2 separate regions of the Homo sapiens genome follow, and region 2 is linked to region 1. The links are chromatin loops, found by intact Hi-C in ENCODE. Cell type or tissue: PC-3. All regions are shown on one strand. Each heading gives the region's core, and the rest is flanking DNA. Links, peaks and the distances in the headings are about the cores only.

Region 1 (9,288 bases), core at 911-8,910:
GTACTGTCTGTATTTATCTCCCTGTCTATATGCAGCCCACTGTCTTACAACAGTGCAGTGCAAGCCCTGCAGCTGGTAGGATATCAAAACCTGAAGGCCTAGATTTCAAGTGCCAGGTCTGCCTTTTACTTCCAGGGCCATTTTCAGTGCTGTACATAGGCCATTTTTGGAAGTGGTTCTGAGGAGAAGTGCCAAAGAAGAGGGTATTGGAAGCCTTTTGCTGTACCCACTCAAAACTTGGGATTTTCTCATTCCTCCTCCCTTCATCTTCCAAGTTATCTTATCCCTTGAGAGAACATTGGTTATTTCTTCATCTGCCCGTGTGTCAGCTGGGTTCTCCAAGAAGCACGCACAGAGATGGAGTTAGAAATGCAACATGTATGTTGGAGAGTAACACCTGAGGAAGAATTGGGCAGAGGAAGCTTCCAGACTGTGATGTTGACCTGGCAACTTCTCCATCAACCCAACAGGGAGCTCTAGAGTAAAGATTACCCTTAGAGGAGTCTCACATTGGGCAGAAATGGCTAGAGCCTTTATTGTCTTGTTCAGTCCTTGGCCAGCGACTGCTCTAAGAAGTGCATGTCCTTGGCTCTAAAGCTAATAGAGCGAATGAAATACACTCCTCAAAGCTTAGCAGCAAGATTTTTTCTTGAAGCTTGAGAAAGGATCTAAGCATCATATCTTCACATCTGCCGTGACCAGCCACCCTTCCACTGGGAAGTAGCTCCACTCTCAAATTCATGTAATTCTAACAGGGCAAGGAGTTAAGACCCCCTTTCTTTCCCACAGACTGAGCACATACCCCAGGATAGGTCAATCCAAATCAATTTTGAACATTAGGCATGGGGTGGCCAAGGTCTCTTTCTCTGCAGTAACTCTAAGGACCATATAACTTGGAGCTTCTTGGGGATGTCTTGTCACCATGTGGATATACCTTTCTAAGAATCAGGCTGAGGCAAGCAGAATCAAGAGATGGAACAAGAGACAAGAAAATAGAGACCTGCTGGTTACGGATAAGACACCTATGGGCCACTTCAAATCCTCTTGGCCTCTGCCCTGACTCCACCAACTGCTACTGACACCAGTTCCATGTAGGCTTTGACCAGCCTCATGCAGGTGCAACCTGACAATGTTTTCCACCCTGAGACTCCTCTGAGACTGCAATGAGTTCATTTTCTACTCTGTAGCTTCTCTCTCATAAGACACCTGTTGAACTGGCTCAGCACTCACCTGTGCAACCCATCCATATGAGGGGTGCCAATACCCAGGGGGCCACACTTGATGAATGAGGGACAGAGCTGATGAATAAATGCTTCCCCCTTTGTCACCAAGAAGGGCAGTCCTGAGATGGGTTCTATAAGGCTCTCCTGAAGATCCCATATGGCGTTGAGCTCCAGTTTCCCATGGTGCCAGCCAACTCATTTTTGCATCCTTCTCTTAGGTCTCTTGCATTCCCTTTCCCGTGCTGCTCCCAAATAAACTACCCTCACACGAGCCTTTGTCTCAGCCTCCTTGATGGGGGAACCCAGTCTATGACAGCACTGTTTGAATACCTGGATCCAGCTGTTCTTCAAACTACTTCTTTGGACTTCCCAGTTCCTTGAGCCAACAAAGTTATAAAGTTTTTTTTTCCTTTGGTGTGTGTGTGGGGGGAGGGGTGGTTTGGAGTGTGTGTGTGTGTGTGTTTAAGCTAATTTAAGTCTTTGTGATTTGCAACCAAAAAAGAACTTATCAACACAACTCCATTTTCCTCTTCTAAGTCACCATCATACCTCCATGACGGTCCACCACCACTTCTACCTTTCCAACATCCCTCTACCCTCCCAGTTAGCTCTAGTAAGATGAAGTATCATAATTGACTCCTCCTCATCCATCTCATCCCACAGGTATGGGGATGCCAAATCTCCCTGGAGATGCCAAATCGCCTCCAGATATGAAATCTTTCAACCTTTCGGTGGCTTTGAATCTAAAGTGTGTCTCTTGTAAATGGCACACTGAGTTTGAAGTGCCTGAGGGATCTTCAGCTGCATCCAAACAGGAAGTTAAAGAAGCCAATCTGGAGTTCTGGAGATAGACCAAGGTCAGAGACTGGGGAGGGATGGTCAAAACCAAGACCCTGGCTAAGGTAGCAGACAGAGCTTGTACAGATGAGAAGGCCAAGGCTGGAGCCCTGCAAGCCCATATTTATGGGTAGGAGGAGGGCAATGCTCATTGTCACTTACCTCAAAATTACGGGCATGTCATATAGGCCCAGAAGAAACCTCAGCAGCAAAATAGCAGGTGCCACAGAAGGTGGAAAAGGATTCAGGAGGTAGCAGGACCCACACTGAGTGCTCCTTTCCTCACACAGGGACCCCCATCTGTCTGGGCATTGGCAAGAATCTGGATCTGGAGGTACAAGTGAGCCATTTCAGCATCTTCAGCCACAAGATAGGCATGCATCTTCCCTCTGAGATAGCTCTTTTGTCAGTGCCAATCAGATCACTAAAGGCTATTTTTGACTGAGGCAGGAACATGGTTTCGGAGCCTAAAACTCATTTTCTGCCCTCTCCTAGACTCAAATCTCTCATTTGTTATCCTAGATTTTCCATTTCTTCATTAAAAATATCCGTTTCTGGTGGCTATTGATTACTTCCATGGCAGAGTGACAGACCTGAAATCTATTTCATTTGGAATTTGCACACAATGAAGGACTCTGGAAATGTCTTCAGCTCAAATTGCATCAGGAGGGATTTCCAAAGGGAGAGGGCAAGAGCTGACGTCCCACAAACCTGGTCTAACTTGGCTTCAAGAGGATTAGTAAGTGTGCATCCCAAGGAGGATACAGTGTGAGGTTAGCTGAATAGAAGGGGAGGTGACAGCTGATTTTTGAGAAGGCATTTTGATGAAGTTTCTAAGCAAGGAAAAAATACTTGCTGACAGACAGCAGTCAATACTGTGATAGCAGACAATTTTCTGGGGCTTTGACTAGGAAAGCATTTTGTCTTAAGCAAAGCATCCATATTGCAAATGCCAGACAGTTAGCATAGGCAGCACACAGTCACGACATTTGAAACTTTGGATGTTGGAGTTCACTGCTCTTCTAATTCTTTCTAAACATACTGCTTCTAATATTTGTCTTTGAAGATTATATCATAAAAGACAAGACAAATTCATTGGTCACTGTTCCCAAAACATTAGTTTGCCAAAACTGAACTATGTATCACAAGAATAAATAGAATCGGATCCCTGGTGCTTGCATTTTGCAGGACTGTGTACTCCAGTAAGATGGTTGGGGGTGTGGAGGAGTAGAGGAGCTAAACTTCAAGATGCAAAGGGCAAAAACATTCGTTTCAGCTCCCTGATCCTGGATATCTCTTTGGTCCGCATGTTAATTTGCAAAGAGAAGCTTGGCAGTGCCCATTTTTCTAAGCCTTGACGTATTAATCGGTAAATTAAAAAAAAAAAAAACCTATGGACTAGCTTAGCACAGAGGTGTCAAATGGTTCTTACTGCTTTCAACATCATTTCAACTCATTTGCAACATTTGCAAATGAGTTATACACAGTTTCTCAAGCTGAAAAGGACTAATTGAGTATCTGCCATACAATCAAACCAGAGGCTGGCAAATTATGGCCCGTGGGCCAAATCCATCCCACCACCTGGGTTTGTGTGGCCCACAGACCTTGCTGGAGCAAGCTGCCACTGTTAGTGGGGAGACCAGCCAGAGCATCACCCTCTGCCCCCTATTTCCCCCTCTGTTCCCACAACCTGCCTCCCAGGCCAGTGGCACTGATCAGGGCCCACACTGGACACCGCCTACACAGTGAGGTCTCTGCTGTGGGCGACTGCTGGGCTTCAAGCAGTCCAGGACCCTTCAGTCAACTGCCCAAGTTCAGATGGCCCAGTTCTCCAAAAGGAGAGAAGGGTGCACCAGAATGTCACCAGGGCAGAGAGCGAAACAGATCATGGTAGCGATCCTTCCCCAGATCCAGGCCCTCCCCCTTCCTCCCAGAGCCTATGGTTCAGATTCAAAGGGCGGTCACTTTTCCCCTAGAGAAAGTCTGCAGTAGATGGCACCTGGGCAGAAAGCTGCCTGCCATCCAGGACCAGCCACCCTAATCAAATGGGGCAGGGAGCCACAGGACTTCTCTCTCGTTATCTCAGAATTCACATGGTATTCTCAGTTTTGCCTTTTGGCCTGCAAAACCCGAAATATTTACTATCTGGCTCTTTGCAGGAAAAGTTCAGGACCCCTGGTATAAATTCCCATAAAACACTGGATCCAAATAGAGTAATCATTAAGGTGAGGAGGAGGCTGGAGAAGGAGAAAGCCCTGAGGGCCTATGTTGGGAAATCAGAGGTTCGTAACATGCATTTAAGAGAAAGATGCAAACTATAGATTTACATAACTGAATCCACAAACTTCTGCAAGTTGCATTCATTTCTTACCTGTTGTGTCATCTGCACACCAGGCTTGGTTATGTGGGGTATTTGAATGCCACCTACTGGGCACAAATGGCCTCCAATCATTGGAAATGATTGTTCACACTTGAAAAAAAAAAGGAGGTAATAGCTGGCATCTGACTGCATTGCCCGCACTGGGTCACACTGCACACCACAGCTGGCTGAAGGGCTTGAAGTACAGGGAAAGGTATTCTCTGTGGCAATCAAATTTCTCACTCGAGCAGAGTTTCTCAGCCTCTTTGTGAGAGGGCTGTCCTGTGCTGTCAGATGTATCTCAGCCTCCCTGGCCTCTACTCATGTAGCAGACTGAATAGCGTCCTCTGAAAAGATACGTCCAAGACCTAAACCCCAGTACCTGTGAATGTAACCTTATTTGGAAATAGCATGTCTTTGCAGACGTCATCAAGTTAAGGACCTCAGGATGAGATTATGCTGGATTTAGGGTGGGTCCTAAATCCAATGACAGGTGTCCATGTGAGAGAAATGAGAGGATGATTTGAGATGCAAAGACACAGAGGGGAAGGCCGTGTGAAGTCAGAGACAGAGACTGGAGTGCTGCTGCTATAAGCCATGGAATGTCAATGACCGCGAGTGACCAGCCAGACCTAGGAGAGAGGCACAGAAAGGATTCTCCCTCAGAGTCTCCAGAAGGGACCAACCCTGCTGATATCTTCTTTTCAGATTTCTGGCCTCCAGAATTGTGAGATAATAAATTTCTGTTATTTTAAGCCACCAAGTTTGTGGTAGTTTGATACATACAACATCAGGAAACGAATACAACCTACTAGATACCAGTCGCGTCCTACCCCAGTTGTGACAATCAAAAATGTCTCCAGATATTGCCAAATGTCCCCCGAGGAACAAAATCGCTCCTGATTGAGAACCACTGTGTGAGCACTATGCCCTCCAATCTGAAAGGAAGGAATTCTGGAGCTCTGTGAAGGCTGCCCAGCCATCCTACAAATTGAACAGTAGGTGAATACCATTGACGTGTGAGGCAAATGGGAAATGCAACCAAACTGAGGGAGATGAAATGCAGAAACGACTAGGAACTTTCTTTTTTGTTGATGCAGACATTTTGTTGACACAGACATTCTCTGTAAACCACCACTAGACACAGCAGGAACCCTTTTTAATCCATTTTGATCACAAAACATTAAGAGAATGATTGTCTTCACTTTTTTGTGAGGTAGGAGGTGAGACCAATGTCCTAGAAATAGAAACTAGTGACCATCACACGCACTGGGAGTCCCTCCTGTCACACAAGCGTGTGCCACGGAGAAAGTGCAACAAAGGCATTGCTTCTGCCTCCTGACTCTTGGCCTCTTCCACTACCAGTTAAAGCAAGATGTTAACTTTACCTCTGTTTCTGGAAGTGAACTTGGGCCACTTCCAAAAAGAGTGTAGCAGTGCTGTTGCTGGGTAGAAGTGTGAGCTTGAGAATCAGGCTGCCTGGCTTCAGAGCAGAGCTCTGCCTTGCACTAGCTGTGTGAGCATGCTCAAGCCACAAAACCTTTCCAGCCCTCATGTTCTCATCTGTAAAATGGGGGTAGCCATGGTGTGCTCAGCTTAGAGTGAGTATTCAAAATGTAATGAACATCAAACAGGCTCAGCCTAGAGTTTGACTGGCATAGTAAAGTGTTCAGGAAATATTTGCTCTTATTACCCAGAATGAAGAACATTCATGAATTAGCCAACCAATCTAGTGAGAACATTAAAGATTTATGCTTTGAAGGCACTACCAGAGGAGCAGAGCTACAAAACCTTTGGATTCCAAGTGCCCCAAAATGGAGCATGTTTGGGCATTGAATTTTTGATTATTTGGATAAAGGATTATCCACACAAAAAAATAGTGTGGGTAATCAAAAGCAGAAGTTAATCCAGAAATAACTGAACTACAGTCAGCAAATGCCATCAACACAGATCTCACTCCCAGCAATAGATAACCTACCTACATGCGAGGTCAGGGTCTCTGCCCTGAGAGGCCGCCAGCAGATTCATGACAGAAAGCCTCAGAGAGTAGCCAACTCTGACCTTGATTTGGTTACAGTAGTCCACAAAGCTGATTTCTGAAAGCAAAAAGGACAGCTAAACATCACAATGACATTGGATCTCCAAAACACAAGTCAAAAATATGTAATTTTTAAAAATGTGAATAGTGGTTGTATTAGTTTCGTATCACTGCTGTAACAAATTACCACAAATTTAGCGGCTTAAAACATCAAAGATTTATTATCTCATAGTTCCAGAAGGCAGAAGTCTGAATGGATCTTATGAGTTAAAAACAAAGGTGTTTTTGAAAAGATCAACAAAACTGATAGGCCACTAGCAAGACTAATAAAGAAGAAAAGAGAGAAGAATCAAATAGACACAATTAAAAATGATAAAGGGGATATCACCACTGATGCCACAGAAATACAAACTACCATCAGAGAATACTATAAACACCTCTATGCAAATAAACTAGAAAACCTAGAAGAAATGGATAAATTCCTCGACACATACATCCTCCCAAGACTAAACCAGGAAGAAGTTGAATCTCTGAATAGACCAATAACAGGCTCTGAAATTGAGGCAATAATTAATAGCTTACCAACCAAAAGAAGTCCAGGACCAGATGGATTCACAGCCGAATTCTACCAGACGTACAAAGAGGAGCTGGTACCATTCCCTCTGAAACTATTCCAATCAACAGAAAAAGAGGGAATCCTCCCTAACTCATTTTATGAGGCCAGCATCATCCTGATACCAAAGCCTGGCAGAGACACAACAAAAAAAGAGAATTTTAGACCAATATCCTTGATGAACATCGATGCAAAAATCCTCAATAAAATACTGGCAAACCGAATCCAGCAGCACATCAAAAAGCTTATCCACTATGATCAAGTGGGCTTCATCCCTGGGATGCAAGGCTGGTTCAACAAACGCAAATCAATAAATGTAATCCAGCATATAAACAGAACCAATGACAAAAACCACATGATTATCTCAATAGATGCAGAAAAGGCCTTTGACAAAATTCAACAACCCTTCATGCTAAAAACTCTCAATAAATTAGGTATTGATGGGACGTATCTCAAAGTAATAAGAGCTATCTATGACAAACCCACAGCCAATATCATACTGAATGGGCAGAAACTGGAAGCATTCCCTTTGAAAACTGACACAAGACAGGGATGCCCTCTCTCACCACTCCTATTCAACATAGTGTTGGAAGTTCTGGCCAGGGCAGTCAGGCAGGAGAAGGAAATAGAGGGTATTCAATTAGGAAAAGAGGAAGTCAAATTGTCCCTGTTTGCAGATGACATGATTGTATATCTAGAAAACCCCATCGTCTCAGCCCAAAATCTCCTCAAGCTGATAAGCAACTTCAGCAAAGTGTCAGGATACAAAATCAACATACAAAAATCACAAGCATTCTTATACACCAATAACAGACAAACAGAGAGCCAAATCATGAGTGAACTCCCATTCACAACTGCTTCAAAGAAAATAAAATACCTAGGAATCCAACTTACAAGGGATGTGAAGGACCTCTTCAAGGAGAACTACAAACCACTGCTCAATGAAATAAAAGAGGATACAAACAAATGGAAGAACATTCCATGCTCGTGGGTAGGAAGAATCAATATCATGAAAATGGCCATACTGCCCAAGGTAATTTGTAGATTCAATGCCATCCCCATCAAGCTACCAATGCCTTTCTTCACAGAATTGGAAACAACTACTTTAAAGTTCATATGGAACCAAAAAAGAGCCCGCAAGTCAATCCTAAGCCAAAAGAACAAAGCTGGAGGCATCACACTACCTGACTTCAAACTATACTACAAGGCTACAGTAACCAAAACAGCATGGTACTGGTACCAAAACAGAGATATAGACCAATGGAACAGAACAGAGCCCTCAGAAATAATGCCACATATCTACAACTATCTGATCTTTGACAAACCTGAGAAAAACAAGCAATGGGGAAAGGATTCCCTATTTAATAAATAGTGCTGGGAAAACTGGCTAGCCATATGGAGAAAGCTGAAACTGGATCCCTTCCTTACACCTTATACAAAAATTAATTCAAGATGGATTAAAGACTTAAATGTTAGACCTAAAACCATAAAAACCCTAGAAGAAAACCTAGGCAATACTATTCAGGACATAGGCATGGGCAAGGACTTCATGTCTAAAACACCAAAAGCAATGGCAACAAAAGCCAAAATTGACAAATGGGATCTAATTAAACTAAAGAGCTTCTGCACAGCAAAAGAAACTACCATCAGAGTGAACAGGCAACCTACAAAATGGGAGAAAATTTTCGCAACCTAGTCATCTGACAAAGGGCTAATATCCAGAATGTACAATGAACTCAAACAAATTTACAAGAAAAAAACAAACAACCCCATCAAAAACTGGGCGAAGGACATGAACAGACACTTCTCAAAAGAAGATATTTATGCAGCCAAAAAACACATGAAAAAATGCTCATCATCACTAGCCATCAGAGAAATGCAAATCAAAACGACAATGAGATACCATCTCACACCAGTTAGAATGGCGATCATTAAAAAGTCAGGAAACAACAGGTGCTGGAGAGGATGTGGAGAAATAGGAACACTTTTACACTGTTGGTGGGACTGTAAACTAGTTCAACCATTGTGGAAGTCAGTGTGGCGATTCCTCAGGGATCTAGAACTAGAAATACCATTTGACCCAGCCATCCCATTACTGGGTATATACCCAAATGACTATAAATCATGCTGCTATAAAGACACATGCACCCGTATGTTTATTGCGGCATTATTCACAATAGCAAAGACTTGGAACCAACCCAAATGTCCAACAATGATA
Region 2 (9,268 bases), core at 1,269-9,268, 200 kb before region 1:
CTGGTCTTGAACTCCTGACCTCAGGCAATCGAGCTGCCTTGGCCTCTCAAAGTGCAGGCATTACAGGCATGAGCCACCAGCCCAGCCTAAGCTTTTCTTTGATATGTACAGAAATAGATTTCTAAAACAAAAGCCAGCTAACTATAGCTCAAGGGCCAAATCTGGCTGCCTGATTTTGTAAATAAAGTTTTATTAGCATATAGCCACACCCATTCATTTACCTATTGTCCTGTCCGTGGCTGCCCCCTCACTATAGCAGAAGAGTTGAATAGTCACAAAAGAGACCACATGGCCTGGCCTGCATAGCCAAAAATATTTACTGTCAGGCCCTTTGCAGAAAAAGTATGCTGGTCCGTGACCTAAAAAGAAAGGATTTTAGAGGTGCTGGTGTTGTGTTGTGTTTGTATCCAAAAGGCAACTGGAAATCCTTTGGCCTACCCACATGTGACAACACACACTGTCCTATACTCACTGGGTCAGTTTCTCGCCCAGCATCGTGTATTGCCACAGTTGAATTTACTAGACCTTTTCCTGTGATTGAGAGCTGTATACTGGGCAGAAGGAACCTGCCAACTGCAACAGTGACTGTGGAGTTTGGACACCATGGCATTTGTATCAGGTTGCAATGCATTTCCTGCCTTTAAACGCCTTGTACCCAATGCAGTGTTGAATGACAGGCAGTACTCCAAACCAATATTGAATTGTCAAAGAAGAAGTAACAACTATGACAAAATGTCCAGGTGTGACTCTGCCAAGATTTTTTTAATACTTAAATCTTTAAGACACAAATGTGAGTAATGAAATAGAGAAGGCCTTATTATATATAAATAATTTCATGAGTAGAAAACCCAGGCATTGCTATCACATTTTTTCCTAATTTTGTGGCCTGAAAATTGTATTCTCATCCTAAATTCCTAAGAGTAATGCTTTAATTTTTAATAATCTCAGAATAATATAAACCTCTAGAATATTCTATATGTTAAGACCCAAGATCTTGATTTGTTTGGTTTCTGGTCTGAAGTCTATTGAGCATGAATGCATCTTATGCTGGATAGAACACTGCAGTGGTTGAAAATGGAGTCTTCATTCATTCCTCCTTTTCAGGATGCTATCCAGCCAGTATGTACCTGTGCTGCTTGTATACACCTGGAATCCGTGAAGCTAGCTCACCCTATGTTTTCTGGCTAAGCCTTATCCATGCTGTTGTTGAATAGTTGGCATGCCACCACTGGATCCCTATCTTAGAACTGGTAGACTGAAAGCTTATGAAGACAGGAACATGTTCTTTTTCACTCTTACTGTGTACTGTACTATACACAGAGTTGCTGCTCTCTATTGTCTTTTGAATATTATGAAAACTTTGCAAGCAAATGTCTTTGAAAGTTGCTTATAATGTTTAAATTACTATTAAAATATAAGATACCACTTTGTGATAGGAGGCATGACTCAGGGAGGGCTGGCTTGTTCCTGTCTTTTAAACCTGATTTTGAAAATATGCTATTGGTTATGATAAAATAAACAATCCTCTTCCTCTTCCTTTTTCTGTTTTGTGAATTTGTTTTCAGGCCAACCATTTAAACTGGATCCCAAATCTGCTCATCGAAAACTGAAGGTGTCCCATGATAACTTGACAGTAGAACGTGATGAGTCATCATCCAAGAAGAGTCACACACCTGAACGCTTCACCAGCCAGGGGAGCTATGGAGTAGCTGGAAATGTGTTTATTGATAGTGGCCGGCATTATTGGGAAGTGGTCATAAGTGGAAGCACATGGTAAGCAACTTATTTCTATTGTCCTGCAGTTATAAAAAGGCACATCTCATTCTGTACTTAGAGAGTCAACCCATACTGTAATGCATCTTAAAGAATAAAATGCAGAAAAGTTGTATTAGTCAGCTCTTGCTAGGATAATACTGCATAACAAACACCCCCAAACTCAGCAGATTCAAACAACAACCATATATTACTAATACCCACACCTGTGGGTTCTCTGTTCAAGATTATAGAGCTCTGATCATTGGATGAGCTATACCATGTTAACACTGCTCTTTCATGCCATGAAACATGGGTTGGCAAACCACAGCCCATGAGCCAAACCTGGCCTGCTACCTGGTTTTGTAAATAAAGTTTTATGGGAATACAGCCAGGTCCATTTTTTTACATATAGTCCATGGCTGCCTTTCAGCCACAACAGCAGAATCGAGTAGTTAAGAGAGAATCATATGGTCTACGAAGCCAAAAATATTTACTTACTTTCTGGTCCTTTCCAGAAAAAGTTTGCCATTCCCTACTTTTAAACATCACTCTTCATCATTACACAAAACTAATTTCTGTTGCCTTGTATGTTTTATGGTTCTAGACTGGACCAATTAGTGCAAATAGCTAAGGGTTGAATGGTGGGGGTGAAGCAGTGATCATAGGCTGGGAATAATTTCAAAAGGCCTGTTAGATCCAGCCCAGTGACTTTAGCCCACTGAGTTCTCTAAGAATAAGGGCAAAGGTCAGGACACAATTACATTGGAATTAGTTAACCTCACAAAGTTAACCTTGCCTAATCCACAGCCACAACTGCACCCCTTTGACCGTCTGTCTCACAAATGCCTGCTTGCTATTGATCAAAAAGGGAGCTATTTTATTTTTATTTAACAAGCCCTCATATGGTACAAGTATGTGCCAGGCACTGGTCTAAGCATTTTACAGATGTCAACTCATTTATTCAGCCTTACAGCCCTACAAAGGTAGGTGCTAATATTATCCACTTTACTGATGAGGTGACTGAGGTATATGCTGAAGATCACAGGGTTACAAAGCTCACAGGTGGCAGAGTCAGTAAGTCTGCAGTCAAGGGTCAGGCTCTTAACCAGCAGTCCACAAACATTATCTGTAAAGGGCCAGAGATTCAATATTTCTGGTTTTGCATGCCAAATGATTTTTGTCACTAATACTCGACTCTTCTGTTGTAGTGGGAAAGCAGCCACAGACAACACCTACACAAATGGACATGGCTGCGTTCCAATAAAACTTCATTTATAAAAACAGGCAGAGGGCCAGAGTTGGCCCCTGGGTAGTAGTTTGCTGTTCCCCGCTCTTAACCACCATGGTATGCTGCTATTCACAAAAGGGTGGTATATTTTTGAAATGCTATAATTACTCTCTAGGGTTTATGACAGTGTACGTAATGAGTGATAGCTGAATCCTTGCTTTAAAAAATAAAATCAACATTCAAAATTGCATAGCCTGAAGATGGTGAGTATAACAGTGTTTCTTTCAATATAAGCATGATAAAACACTTATTTATATATAAAAAAACCTTTCAATTCAAACCTATGCAAATAATGTGACATGGCTGAGTCCTTTATATTGTAGGTAGAAATTAGCCAAAAATCTAAGAAGTGAATTGTAAGCTTCCCATCTCTCCCAATAATGGTACATACTATATTGGCTGAGCGAGTAGGTTTTCCTTTGTTGCTATCCTCATAATTCTCTTTGCCTAGAAGAGTTTTCTGTTCCAACATCCTGCCAGAGGATGGAGGACAAATCCTTCACCCCACTAGGCTCTGGGCTAGATTGGCATTTGCAATTTTTAGCTGCAGTGGGGCAAAATTAAAGCACAAAGGAAAACACAATGGATGCAGGTACAAAAAAAGCAAATGTTTCTAGTTAATTAATGTGCTGTATTAATCTGGGATAGAATCCAGGGTCTAAATGATTATTACTCTATTAATAATTAATTATGATAAATGAAACCTGATCATTATGATCTCATTGCCATTGATGAATAGTTTGCAAAATTCCATCAGACCACTTCAGTTATATAAACACACATCAGCATTACCTTGAAAACACCCTCCAGATGTCAAAACTAACTCATGAGGGGGAAAAGAAATTCTAAAATTAATTGCTACACAATTAATCTTTACAAACCTGACGGTGTCAATTTCAGAAAAATCTTCATGTAGAAAGTCACTTTACATTTCCTTGGGGGGTATTAGCAAGGAAGGGGCACCCCCTACGATTAAATGCCTGTGACATCTTGACTTGCAACAGCTAATGACATATTTGCTTATGAAATATAGTCCTGACTTTAAATTGATGTGTACATTATGATCTGTGCAATGGGGCACGTTAACATTGCTCCGAGAGACATAATTTTTATACTTTGAATTCTCCGTGTCTCACTGCGTAACTTAATGGAACATTACATTCTGCCTGCACATTTCAAGCTCAATGGAAATATGTACCTAGTTTCACAGATTAATGATACTATAATGGTATTTTCCTTTGCTTAATGGACTATACACTTAGTATTTTCTTACTCTCTAATGCTAATGTGCACTTGGTGTTTTATGAAATGGTGTTAACTAAATGAGTAATAACGGGTTCATGCAAAGATTATTAGACCAGAAGGGGTGGGGGCAGCATACAACTCTGGATTTTGCTCCCAATTTTAATCTTCTGTTTCTACTTGCTACATGTAGTCAGCCATACCTGCCACAGCTATTTCATAGGGTTCAGTTAAGGTTCAAATGGGAAATAAACATCAAAGTAATAAAAAATAAAAATGCTGTGCCACAACAAGAAGGAAACAATACAGATGTGGTGATTTTGTGATGCAGGTTCCAAATTGTCTGAAAAGCGGAAATAGTATTCACTGGGGTATACAGAACATTTTTGGGGGGTGGGAGATACTGACAATTGCAAAATGAAAACCTTTCCAAAATGTATGTATTAGTCTGTTTTCATGCTGCTGGTAAAGACATAACCAAGACCAGGCAATTTGCAAAAGAGGTTTATAATGGACTTACTTACTTACAGTTCTATGTGGCTGGGAAAGCCCACAATCATGGCAGAAGGCAAGGAGGAACAAGTCCCGTCTTACATGGATGGCAGCAGGCAAAAAGAGAGCTTGTGCAGGGAAACTCCCCCGTTTTAAAACCATCAGATCTCATGAGACTTATTCACTATCACGAGAACAACACTGAAAGGACCTGCCCCCATGATTCAATTTCCTTCCACCGGGTCCCTCCCACAACATGTGGGAATTCAAGATGAGATTTGGGTGGGGACACAGCCAAACCATATCAGTGTATCAAATAAACAGATGACATTTGAGACCCTCGATGCATGCCACAGAAGGGAGCCAGAAGCTTACAGGACCCTGGAAGGGCTGGGGCATGAAGTCAGGGAGTCTGCTGCTCTAGTTCATGGAGTCATGATGAGCTGTAGCTGCTGCAAAGTTGCCCACAGCACAAGGCAGGTGTACTCAGGCGCTCATCTAGAAGCTTCCACCAACCGCACGTCTACTGTCTGCCATCAGGAAAGCGTGTTTCCCCTCCTCTAAGCACTTCTGGATCTTGTGCAAAGGCATCACAATAGCAGAGCCTGACCCAGACTCCTACAGGAAAGGGGATTCTGGGAAATGCAACTTGGATTCTCCTCATAAGCAGGAGAGGATGGACGGGAGGGAAGAGAGGATGCAACATTGATGACAGACAGGCCTGCACACTGGGCTTGGCAGATTATCAATTCCATCCTTCTTTTGGATTTAGTGATGGCATGTTGTGTTAATTTTCTTTTTAAACAAACACACCACTCTTAAAGTGATTGTATTTTAAGTCCAGTGTGATTTTTTTTAAAGAATGTCATTTTATTAAAGACCCATGAAATTTTTCTCTCTGCATTGGGTAAGGTACCATATGTTAATATCCAATTAGACTGGTTTCTGCTATAACATATTAAAAGTTCAACTGTGAGTCATTTACTCTTTATAAAGAGTGATGGGTTTTGTTTATCTTAATAACTGAAATACGATGAATATTACAGAGGCATGACTCAGAGGGGTAAAAAGAGATTAAGATGCTTAGAACATTGTAGAAAGCATTCTTTGGATTTTTTTGAGCAGCAAGAGAACATTTAGAATAACCAGAAGATCCGTCTGCTCAAACACGTTCAGAATTTTTTTTCCAGTATAATCAGAAAGGCTCTTGGCAGTGATGAACTGCACAATTTCTGGTTACGGATGGCATTGTAGAATGTAGTTCGTGTTTGTGGGTTTTGAGTCATCCTGAGTTCAAATTCTGATTCTGGTACTTATTGTTAATATGTGCCATCAGGCAATAATAATAAAATAAATAGCAGTTACTGAATATTACATGCCAGGTCCTGTGCCTGGGACTTAACATGTATTCTCTCCTTTACTCCTTAAAATAACACTGTATATTTCTCAATATACATGAGAAAATTGGGGCTGAGTAATGACAAAGGATTTATCCCTGCAAATGGGAATCATCTTCTGTGCTTGCCCTTGGCAAAGTGCATTCAGAATCAGAAAATGACAGACATGGTGTTAAATGAAAAATTATAAGAAGGTCAAAAGGAGAAGTCTAGGGTTGTGCTGTCCAGTATGGTAGCTATGAGCCACAGGCAGCTATTTAAATCATTTAACTTAATGAAAATTAAATAAATTTAAAGTTCAGTTCCTCAGTCTCACCAGCCGCAGCTAAAGTGCCCAGTAGCCATATGTGGCTTGTGGTTACCATATCGAGGAGAGCAGAACATTTCAGTCATTGAAGAAAGTTCTTTTGGTCAGCACTGGTCTAGCGAATTCATTGTGTAGATTTTTATAAGAGTGAAAAAAAGCAGCAAAACTCAAAGTTCAAATTCTCCGTAGTGTTTGAGCTGAAAACAGAAATGTGGGTAAATACGACGCTTCTTTCCACCCACTACTTTCCACCCACTTTCCATGTTTGGGAGGGAAGGAGATGAGGAACACAGATGTTGGGGTTCTTGCCAAGCTTTCACTTAAAGAAAATGAACAGGGACAACAAATGATCATGTTTTTATAACCCCTGAGGACCACAGAACGGATTTAACGTGCATGTGCAACATGGCTCATTGTTTTTGTTGTTGCTGTTTTGTTTCCGCAGGTATGCCATTGGTCTTGCTTACAAATCAGCCCCGAAGCATGAATGGATTGGGAAGAACTCTGCTTCCTGGGCGCTCTGCCGCTGCAACAATAACTGGGTGGTGAGACACAATAGCAAGGAAATCCCCATTGAGCCTGCCCCCCACCTCCGGCGCGTGGGCATCCTGCTGGACTATGATAACGGCTCTATCGCCTTTTATGATGCTTTGAACTCCATCCACCTCTACACCTTCGACGTCGCATTTGCGCAGCCTGTTTGCCCCACCTTCACCGTGTGGAACAAGTGTCTGACGATTATCACTGGGCTCCCTATCCCAGACCATTTGGACTGCACAGAGCAGCTGCCGTGAGCGTCTGGCCACATGGAGCTGCTTTCTGGGGAACAGTAAGGTTCAGGCCACTATTTAGGGGACTGAGAAAGCACAGGCTTCATGAGTGTAATGAAATCTCACCAGAAGTGTCCCGAAATCGGCTCAGATAGGGCTCAAAACAAGAGATTCCTCTCCTTTTACTGTGTCTTGTATTAAGTACGGGCTTTAATAATTTCTTTAATTTTTTTGTATTTAGAGGAAAATCTATAGATTATTTATAAGAGAAACATAATCAGGATTACAACTTTTAGGAATTACTTGGTTTTGCACATTAAGAGGCCCATAAGTTTATCAGCTATTTACAACCTTCATTTCATCACAATCTGTGGGCTTACAAAAAAACAAAAACTTTTGTAGTTTTGTATGTTACTCATCTTCTTACCTGATATCCCATGATGATCCCATGGTAGGTCTTCTCACCTCGATGGTGCATAACAGGATGTGTTTGAACCTAGTAGGGGAGGAAACAGGCTTTCTTACTCTGGTTTAATTTGAAGTGTTTTAATTGTGATGTCAAAAAGTTGTATCAGATCAACTAAAATGGAGAGCAAGACAGAGAATGAAAAGAGTTGATTTTGGACCTCGGACCTTGCCGTGGCTAAATCTTTACCTTCTCATAGCTGATGGGATAATGTTGGAAAGAAAGGTTCTGAATCCTTTGGCCACATTTTGCCCTGCTTCTCTCAGGGTTAAGGGTTCTGGAAGAACATTAAGAATGAGATTGCAATTGAAAATAGTCATTTTGAATCCTATTGATTATTCAAAAATTCAGGCTGATTTGTCTTTTATCAGAGGTAGGATTCTGTTTTATAGTATAGAATCTACTTTATCCTTCCTTTTAATAGTTCCTTTAGACCTGTGAAATTTCTTCACTACATTTAATAGTTCTCCTATTTCCCGCTCCCCCATATCAATTTTCCTTTTGTCTCCGGGGCTGAGTAAATAAACATGTTCTGTCACAAATAGCAGCACCACTTTGGATTGATTTTGCTCTCCAGGACATCAGCACATGGCCCTGATCAGCACTACCACATCCAAACATAAGTCACTGAAAAACACTTAATATTTATGAGTTGGTAATGACAAGGGACATTGTATAAAGTACTATTTGCTAGATTCATGCCTCAAAAGTTATTATAAACAGACCTTTATTAAACACATCTTGAAAGATGTAGAAGTCCCTCTATAGTCTAGTATAGTTTACAATAGAGTTGTAAGACCAAAAAAAAAAAAAAAAAATTCAAACTCGTTATTCAGGAACCTGCTTATAAAATGTCAGCTGGGATTCTTTGCATGCCAATCTGATGCGTTGGAATGGTCCATGAATTAAGGCTTTCTTGAGCAGTTCTTGGCCCAGAACTCTGGCATTGGTTCTAGTTTGATGAAGGGCATGACCTCTATAAATGGTTTCAATTGCTAAAATATTTACCTGGGATACTGGGTCAGCCATTTTGACTGAGCAGACTAGTGGATTTAGACATTGTTTTTAGTTATTTTGTTTTTAACCAAATCAACCAACTGCCTCCCTGAAATAAGTCAATGAACTCATTGTTTCAGCATCACGTGGCCAAAGGTCATGTGATTGCAAATCTGGATTTCAAGGGAGGCCAAGCCAGCTTCCTGGGTCCTTCCATCCTCTTCCCTAGCAGACACTCTCCTTTTTCTTAACAGATAGATTCTATATATTTACTATATTATTTATACCCAGATGAATATTTTGATAGATACCTAAGACAATTTCACATCTAAAAGATGGACGCCTCAATGGAAAAAAAACAATCTTTCTCTGGAAACCTTATAGGTTTTTCTTTTTATTACAATATAAAAGCAATGTGTGTTTGCCTTCTCTGAGTAAACTGAAAGGGTTGTCTCAGTAATTTTTACATACATTTTGGGTAACTGGATAATGGATATTTTAATGCACTTTGTACACTAACAGGTTCTAAATAAAAGGGTCTAAAACTCAGCTTCT

Evidence for each region. Peaks named below come from ENCODE experiments on the same cell type or tissue, not always from the same donor. Only the 100,000 strongest peaks of a DNase experiment are listed, where the experiment ranks them.
Region 2: it touches region 1 in a loop (7-fold over the local background); 2 of 110 quality-filtered maps call a loop at or near these places.

Annotation. Positions count from the first base shown.
Region 1 is chrX:10,250,116-10,259,403 of GRCh38, reverse strand. No RefSeq gene overlaps it. Among named protein-coding and RNA genes, the nearest start is that of CLCN4, 98 kb to the right of the region's middle. In PC-3, for the core only: a CTCF peak has its summit at 4,472 (motif pointing left); a DNase peak (open chromatin) is centred at 4,473.
Region 2 is chrX:10,447,375-10,456,642 of GRCh38, reverse strand. It overlaps MID1 (midline 1), which reads left to right. Exons shown (of 10, transcript NM_000381.4): 9 at 1,566-1,773; 10 at 6,927-9,268. The coding sequence ends at 7,275. Among named protein-coding and RNA genes, the nearest start is that of MID1, 170 kb to the left of the region's middle. RefSeq lists an enhancer at 6,505-7,704. In PC-3, for the core only: no CTCF peak of the experiment used is centred there; DNase peaks (open chromatin) are centred at 5,912 and 8,622; H3K4me3 peaks cover 411 bases; H3K27ac peaks cover 2,406 bases.